Regions from separate parts of the Homo sapiens genome. Here region 1 is linked to region 2. Evidence: chromatin contacts called from ENCODE Hi-C or POLR2A ChIA-PET data. All regions are on one chromosome and are shown on one strand. Each heading gives the region's core, a stretch centred on a gene start or an enhancer-like site at or near the end of the contact. The rest is flanking DNA. Distances are from core to core; before and after follow the strand shown. Region 1 overlaps CAMK1D (calcium/calmodulin dependent protein kinase ID). Region 2 has its middle 69 kb from the start of CDC123.

Region 1 (4,478 bases), core at 1,619-4,118, 520 kb after region 2:
GGTTCTGCAGTAGATTGTGGTAGATGGGCCACACAGATTCATGTGAGGCAGTGTATTTCAGAAGCAACATTAAAATACAGGTGTGAAGGCTGGGCACAGTGGCTCATGCCTATAATCCCAGCACCTTGGAAGGCCAGGGTGAGAGGATCACTGGAGTCCAGGAGTTTGAGACCAGCCTGGGCAACATAGTAAGACCCCTGTCTCTCTAAAAAAATAGTAGGTGGGTGTGGTGGCACACACCTGTAGTCCCAGCTATTCAGGAGGCTGACGCAGGAGGATCACCTGAGCCCAGGACTTTGAGGCAACGGCGAACTATAAGCACACCACTGCACTCCAGCCTGGGCAACAGAGTGAGACCCCATCTCTAAAAAAATACGGGAATGAGAGGGTTCATCAAGGGTTGGAATGACCAGGGGAAAACTCCTGGAGGACATGGATTTGGAGGAAGGGTAGGACTTGAGCAAAAGTAAGGAGAGTCACAGGTGCAGAGCAGGCAGGGGGAGCAGAGGCCCAGAGTCACGGGCTGCTTCTTGGAGGATCTGGGAGAAATGAACAGACTCACTGAGCCTCGAGAGAGGGCTGGTGGAATTGTACTTGGTGATCATTTAGGAGAAACGATGGGCCCATCTGGTGGAAAGTGGCTCCTCAGGATACCATGGTGGCTCTCAATATGGTATTGACCAAGATTGGGAATCCATTTAATTAAGTCAAGTATAACATTCCCCTTGGTCTCGGCAATAAGAGATAAAAGTCAGAGCTAAGGAAGTTAGTAAAATTATGTATATTGCCTGCTCAGCTGCATTAATTAAAATATCTGAATCACTGAACATCAGTAGGAAGTGACAGAAAACATCCGTATCAATCACGTAATTGACAAGACAGATGAGAAACTTCTATTTGGTGGAGGATGGCCTGTTTTCTATCTTTATCTTTTCTTTTTTCAAGAGACAGGGTCTCTGTCCCCCAGGCTGGAGTGCAGTGGCATGATCATAGCTCACTGCAGCCTCGATCCCCTGGGCTCAGGTGATCCTCCCACCTCAGCCTCCTGCAGAGCTGGGACTACAGGTGCACACCACCACACCTGGCTAATTTTTGAATTTTTTTGTAGAGACAGGGTCTCACTTTGTTGCTCAGGCTGGTCTTGAACTCCTGGGCTCAAGTGATCCTACTGCTTCATCCTCCCAAAGTGCTGAGATTACAGATATTAACCACTGTGCCTAGTTGAGAATTTTTTTTTTGAGCCTTATTCAGTGACAGTTCATCACCTAGCAGTATTTTATGTGGAGTGCACAACCACAGCCACACTATTCCATTACGGATGTCACTCAGAAATAAGAAGGAACATGTACAGCTGGTCCATCGTTCTGTCTAGAAGCAGACCTGCACCTTGATGCTTTAGATGGTGGCTGACTGTTATGTTCCTGAGGCTGTCGGGGAAGGAATCGTTCATTTCCTTCTGGAACTTAGTTGCCATGTTGGCTGCAAAGCCACGATAGATATCTTTGGTCTAACTCGGCCTTAACTTGCCTAAAATAGTTTAAACGTGTTTCATCTTGTTCTTCTCTAAAAGGAGATGGAGAACAGTTGGTCAACATTCTCGGTGTATTTTTTCACTGAGTTAGAGGATTGGTGTTAATTCAGGGATCACTGCACTTCTAGAAGTTGATGTGGGGCGTGGGATTATGATGAGCTCTTGGAAACCAGGGGTTCCAGCCAGCACAGTGTTGGGGCGAGGACCTCTATCCTCAAAGCCACCCAGCAGGGGACTTGAATGTAAGCGTCCTCCTCTGTCTGCCATTGATTAGATATGAAGGAGGCCTGTGCCTTTCACTTAAACTTGGGGATTCTCAGTTTCTTGTATATAAAATAAATGTGCTGGGCTAAATATCTCCTGTAAATTTTTTTTCTGGTTTTAACATTGTGTGTTTCTATAGACTTGTGAGTTGGCATCCTTTAAGTATGTAAATATCTACGTGTCAAGGATACTGGCCATCATTGTTCCTGTCTTCACTCCGTACAGCCAAGAAGAAGGATTCAGTCAATGGACCTCCCCAGCGTCTGTCTTCTGAGTGATCTCGATTCTTTTCATCTTTCCCCATAGCGCCTCTGTTCCCAGTCCTTTCGTCTTCACTCCTCGATGTGGTTGCTCCCCAACAGAGCTTGCTTTTTATTTGTTTCTCACTTAAATACCATATTTTGGTCCATGACTATAAGCATTACATCATTGTTCTCATCCTCTCCGACTGTTAGTGTCACAACAGGGTTTTATGTAACTGAGAAATTGTCATACAGGGCACAGATGAGTAGGTGGAACATCCAGATGAGAGTTTTCTCTCTTTCTCAACAGCCACTTGGTGACAGCCCACAGCGAACATTTTATCACACCGTGGGCTGCAGCCAGACCCCCGGTGTTGGAGAGGACAGGGCCCCCTAAGTGGGGAGACTTGTAGGGCCTGCTCCTCTTCGTGGACCTGACTCATCGCACGTGGGCGACGTAAACCCAGCCTGGCTTTGAGGAGCCCCATCCCACACATGGCAGTCCCACAGAGTCGCTCTGAACACAGTGTTTTTAAGGCACTTTTCTTCCTTGTGGAATTGCTTCTTTAGATACTTGATGTGGGAGGGAGGTCACGTTTTGTCGTGGTGGGAAAGAGGGGGAGGGCAGCATTGTGGAGCTCCATTTGTTCTTTGTCATGATTAAAAACCAAAACCCTGGAATGACTACGGCAGTCTTCTTAATCAGATTTCACAAGAAAGGCTTGACTTAAGTACAGAGTAGGCGTCACGCCGTGATCACACAGCAGGTAGGCCCCCATGGGAGACCCCAGAAGGGCCGCACAGCAGTGCCGTTTGTGGCCACATTGCTCTGAAATGCCTTCCTTGGCACAGTTGACTTCCTCCATCCCGCGGAGTTCCAAGGCCCTCCCACATTTCAAAAGCCCAGTGGCCCCAGCTTCTACTCCCTCCCCGTTCCTTAGCCTCACTCCTCCATGATTGGCTTTGGGAGCATTTAAACAGCAGTCCCAGCTCAGATGAGAATGGTAATTACATACCAGTATGGTGCTTTCATGGGGACTTCTCATGCCTGTGGTGAAACTCGAGGCTACTGGACAGATCAGGGTAAGCTGCTCTTTGGCGATACTTTTTTTTTTTTTTTTTTTTGAAACGGAGTCTTGCTGTGTTGCCCAGGCTGGCGTGCAGTAGCACGAGCTCAGCTCACTGCAGCCTCTGCCTCCCAGGTTCAAGCGATTCTCCTGCCTCATCCTCCCGAGAAGCTGGGATTACAAGCACGCATCACTGCACCTGGTTTTTATATTTTTAGTAGAGACAGGGTTTTACCATGTTGGCCAGGCTGGTCTCAAACTCCTGACCTCAGGTGACCCACCGGCCTCAGCTTCCCAAAGTGCTGGGATTACAGGCGTAAGCCACCATGCCTGGCCTGGTGATATGTTTTTAATTTAATTGTTTTTTTTTTTTTTTTTTTTGCCATCCTGATCTATTGCTAGAGGCAATTCATTCCTCATGAATGACAGCTCTAGGTGAAGGCTGATAGAGACCAGAGAAGGAGGCTATCCCAACAGAAAAGATCAGAGCTGTCCCAAAAGCCTTCTGCTCTTCTTCTGTGACTTTGGATGGAAGACAGACTTCAGGCAGAGAACGCTCCTGTGTTTCAGCCTGATTTTTACTTGCCAACAGTCTGGATTGCAATACTGGAAACCTGGGTGAAGCAGCAGCTGTTTATCAAGATGCTCCTGGTAAAAGTCCCTCATTGTCTTAATTTTTTCTTTTTTAATATCCCTGCTGCTGCAAATTCTGCTACTGACAGGAAGCTGACCTGACCCAGCACATTCAGTATCACCTCCTTGTCTTGATGTCATTCTTACTGAGGCCAAATTCTCTACTGAAATGTGTGTCTGGGGTTGCAACAACACGAAGCTTAATTTTATTTTTCCTGATCTTTAAGTTCTGTTTAGCATCTCTGAAAAGGCCACTGCTGGGTAGAAATGTCATCTTTCTCTCTCACTGTTTGAGAGAAATCTTCTCGTGTCTTCTCTGATACGCAGTGTCGCAAACTGTTAGAAACTTGATTACAGTTTGATTTAGTAGCTGGTGTTCCTTCCCCCACCAGCAGGGGGGGCATCGCTTCGTCCCACTTCCTGGTGGAAGTTCCTCAAGGACCGGAAGACCAGCTGTGATCTGAGCGTCTAACCCTGGACACAGATACCTACTGGCATTGTTTACAATGAGAGGCCATGTGCAACTCTTCCAAATTGAGCTCCAGTTCTTTTCCTTGCAGGCGTAACTCTAGGACACAGTGGCATGTGCCCATCAAGACAGGAAACTGAGGCATAGGCAAGGTAATGAATCCTCTAGTTTACTGTGGCACAGAGCCCAGCCTATAATCCTGTCCTCTGATTCCATGCTGGATCTGAGATAACAGACTTGTTTTTTAGAGTAAATTCAGTATTTTCAGTTTT
Region 2 (4,141 bases), core at 186-2,685:
AGGGTCTAGCTCTGTCGCCCAGGCTAGAATGGAGTGGCACAATCTCGGCTCATTGCAACCTCCACTTACTGAATTCAAGCAATTCTCCTGCCTTAGCCTCCTGAGTAGCTGGGACCAAAGAGGTACACCACGACATCTGGCTAATTTTTGTATTTTTAGTAGAAATGGGGTTTCACCATATTGGCCAGGCTGGTCTCCAACTCCTGACCTCAAGTGATCAGCCATCTTGGCCTCCCAAAGTGCTGGGGTTACAGGCATAAGCCACTGTGCCCGTACATAATTCTCATTTTAAAAAACTTTTTATTTTTTATTTTTGCAGAACTGTCAAACTCCTTCCTCAAATTTTCTTCCTATTTTATGATTGCTGACTTTGGGGTGGGGGAAGTCGCAGTGAATATTTATTAACTGTTAGATCCAATGGAACATGTGTCATGGACTCTTTTTCAACTAAGAAGTGGAAGCTGAAGCTGTCTTTCTTTTTTGATTTTAAAATTTCACCTTTATGTTAGATTGGGAAGTACATGTGCAGGTTTGTGACAAGGGTATATTGCGGGATGCTGAGGTTTAGGGTGTGACTGAAGCCCTCATCCAGGTCGTGAGCACAGTAACCAACAGGTCGTTTTTCACGCCTTCCCCTCTCCCTCCCTCTCCCCTCTGGGAGTCCCCAGTGTCTTGTTCCCCTCCTTCCGCCCATGTGTACCCTATGTTTGGCTGCCACTTAATAAGTGAGAATATGCGGTATTTGGTTTTCCGTTTCTGCGTTAATTTGTTGAGCATAATGCTGTTTTCTTTTTTTTCTTTTAGACAGAGTTTCGCTCTTGTTGCCCAGGCTGAGTGCAGTGGTGCCATCTCAGTTCACTGCAACCTCCACCTCCCGGGTTCAAGCGATTCTCCTGCCTTAGCCTCCCGAGTAGCTGGGATTACAGGCGTGTGCCACCACGCCTGGCTAATTTTTGTATTTTTAGTTGAGATGGGGTTTCATCATATTGGTCAGGCTGGTCTCGAACTCCTGACCTCAGGTGATCCACCTGCCTCGGCCTCCCAAAGTGCTGGGATTACAGGCGTGAGCCACCGCGCCTGGCCATGCTGTTTTCTTAAACTAATCAAAAATAGTCTAAATACTGTACTTCACAGAATTTGTAAGGCTGGAAGAATCGGCCTGTGGCTGCTTCCAGCCTGGGAAAGGGATGGGCCACAAGATGGCGCCGCGCGTGCGGCGGTGAAGGCCGAGGCCGCCAGTGCCAGGTGGATGCCCGCCCTCCCCCAGGCCCTCAGGCCACGAGCAGGGGCGGGGGCACGGCTCACGATGTCATTTACACCGAGACAAAAGCCTAAATTGCTCCCTGTGCTTTCAGTGACCTAGGCCTTCCTCTCGTATTCTCTTTCTCTCGTATTCTCAAGTGTTTCTAGAAATGTGCTCTGGAGACATCCCCAAGCCAGTAGCTCCTCCCTCATTCTGAGAAGGCGGTTTAGTGCAGCTGGTCTCTGAAGGCATTGGGTGTTTTCCCCTCAGCTCCCGAGGGACAGCGTGGGAGGGTGGTGCTCTGGGCCTTCTCTCTACCATGCTTTGTTGTTGTTGATTTGTTTAAGCGCCAAACACTGAGTTTCCTTAATGTACCTGTGGGAAGATCAGTGGCAGAACTAGCAGAGGCTGTGTCCGGGCGCGGTGGCTCGCGCCTGTAATCCCAGCTACTGGGGAGGCTGAGGCAGGAGAATCGCTTGAGCCTGGGAGGTGGAGGTTGCAGTGAGCCGAGATCACACCACTACACTCCAGCATGGGTGACAGAGCGAGACTCCATCTCAAAAAAAAAAAAAAAAAAAAAAAAAAAAAAAAAAAGAACTAGCAACAAGCAAAGGCTGTGTTGCTTATGATACTTATTCCTGACAAAGGAAGGATGAACCTGAACTCTTAAATCTAAGGTGTTACCGGAAAGGGGTCCCGATCTAGACCCCAAGAGACCCTCGCACAAGAAGGAATTCAGGGCGAGTCCATAGAGTAAAGTGAAAGGAAGTTTATTAAGAAAGTAGAGAAATAAAAGAATGGCTACTCCATAGATAGAGTAGCGCAGGGGGCTGCTGGTTGTCCATTTTTATGGTTATTTCTGGATGATACGCTAAACAAGCGGTGGATTATTCATGCCTCCCCTTTTTAGACCATACAGGGTAATTCCTGATGTGGCCTTGGCATTTGTAAACTGTCATAGCGCTGGTGGGAGTGTAGCAGTGAGGACCACCAGAGGACACTGTCCTCGCCATGTTGGTTTTGGCCACTGTTTTACTGCAACCTGTTTTATCAGCAAGGTCTTTATGACCTGTGTTTTGTGCGGATCTCCTATCTTATCCTGTGACTTAGAATGCCTTAACCATCTGGGAATGCAGCCCAGTAGGTCTCAGCCTTATTTTACCCAGCTCCTGTTTAAGATGGAGTTGCTCTGGTTCAAACGCCTCTGACAAAGGGACAGTCATTTCACCTCACACATGAAAGCAAACCTAAAATTTTCTCTATTGGAAGTTCAATCTTGGCTAAGGGCATGATTTAGAAATCAAAGGAGTCTGACCTTCACGTGGTTTTGAACACTTGTGGAAAGGTAGCTGTGGGAAGGGACGTAGCCTTTGTAATGCAAGAGGAGAGAATGGGGTGTGGGGCGTGTGGCCCAGAAATGACACAGAACTCTGACAGCACTGCCCGGTTGCCATGTAGCTAGGTAAATATTTGCAAAGCACCTACTGCTTCTCCGGACTCGGGGCAAGTGTCTACTGGGCATGAAACCATCTCCGTGGGGAAGTGAGCCTTACCCAGTTCTTATCTCCCTCTTGAGGCCAAGTTCACAGAATATGACACAACTTCCAGAGGAAAGGGGGGCCTGCCAGTTCTTATCTTCCTCTCTCAGCTGGCATTGGGACATTTTAGTGGCCAGGACCAATGTGTTATCTGTAGGAGCCCTGAAGAGAAGAGGTGGGCCCAGAGGCTTTTTTTTTTTTTTTTTTTTTTTTTTTTTGAGACAGAGTCTCGTTCTGTCGCCAGGCTGGAGTGCAGTGGTGCGATCTCGGCTCACTGCAAGCTCCGACTCCCTAGTTCAAGCGATTCTCCTGCCTCAGCCTCCCAAAGAGCTGGAATTACAGGCACACACCACCACACCTAGCTAATTTTTGTATTTTTAGTAGAGACAGCGTTTCACCATGTTGGCCAGGGTGGTCTCGCTCTCCTGACCTTGTGATCCGCCTGCCTCGGTCTCCCAAAGTGCTGGGATTACAGGTGTGAGCCACCGCGCCCGGCCAAGACTCGTCTTCTGGATATTAATTCCCGGAGCTGTCATTTCCTGAGAGCTCATGATCAAGAGGCATTGAGAGGTAGACCAGCTCGCTGTATAATTGTTAGCGGTGCCAATCTGTAAGGCACGCTACAGTGTCATGGAGCTGTAATGAGATGGAAAATCATATTTCTCAGAGGTCTTCTCAGGTAGACTATTCTTTTTTAAAAATTTCAAATACAATTTAAAAACAAGTGCATGTTTTAAAATGTCATTTACCAAATCAAAAGCCAAACTAATAGAAAAAAAAATTTGTAACAAATATGCCAGATCAAAGCTTAATATAGTTAACATACAAATAAAAGGACTTCAAAATTAAACAAAATAAGATTGGGTTAAGGATGTTATACAGGCAATTCATAAAGGAAAAAACACAAATATACAATAAATATATAAAAAGATGTTCAAGACAGAATAAAAAATGCATATTACACTGTTGTAGAATAATATTTTTATGTAACCAAGTGAGAAATATTTTTAAATGGCAATATAATTGGTGTAGAAATGTAATCCTATGTAATTCTGCAATATATATGTTCAAAAGGCTTTTTTTTTCTTTTTAGGAAAGGCCTCTATTATAGATTTGATTAAAAAATATATATATATAGCCTGGCGCGGTGGTCACGCCTGTAATCCCAGCACTTTGGGAGGCTGAGGCCAGCGGATCACGAGGTCAGGAGATCGAGACCATCCTGGCTATCACAGTGAAACCCCGTCTCTACTAAAAATACAAAAAAATTAGGCGGGCGTGGTGGCGGGTGCCTGTAGTCCCAGGTACTCGGGAGGCTGAGGCAGGAGAATGGCGTGAACCCGGGAGGCGGAGCTTGCAG

The links. A loop is a pair of places that touch in the nucleus more often than their neighbours do. ChIA-PET counts read pairs that join two places held with the same protein, here RNA polymerase II (POLR2A). Pooled maps may share reads with other maps.
Region 1: a pooled map shows a loop between it and region 2 (6-fold over the local background). The contact joins two enhancer-like sites. A Hi-C loop is called at or near these places in 7 of 50 pooled maps. POLR2A ChIA-PET finds 5 or more read pairs at or near these places in 2 of 52 experiments (H1 and activated B cell).

The regions. Positions count from the first base shown.
Region 1 is chr10:12,778,508-12,782,985 of GRCh38, forward strand. All of the region lies in intron 5 of CAMK1D (calcium/calmodulin dependent protein kinase ID), which reads left to right. Among named protein-coding and RNA genes, the nearest start is that of MIR548Q, 55 kb to the left of the region's middle. Within about 2 kb of position 2,869, at least 4 of the 41 ENCODE cell types and tissues checked have a DNase peak (open chromatin) inside an H3K27ac peak, as active enhancers do.
Region 2 is chr10:12,263,141-12,267,281 of GRCh38, forward strand. No RefSeq gene overlaps it. Among named protein-coding and RNA genes, the nearest start is that of CDC123, 69 kb to the left of the region's middle. RefSeq lists silencers at 550-599, 1,170-1,229 and enhancers at 1,037-1,575, 1,450-1,549. Within about 2 kb of position 1,436, at least 24 of the 41 ENCODE cell types and tissues checked have a DNase peak (open chromatin) inside an H3K27ac peak, as active enhancers do.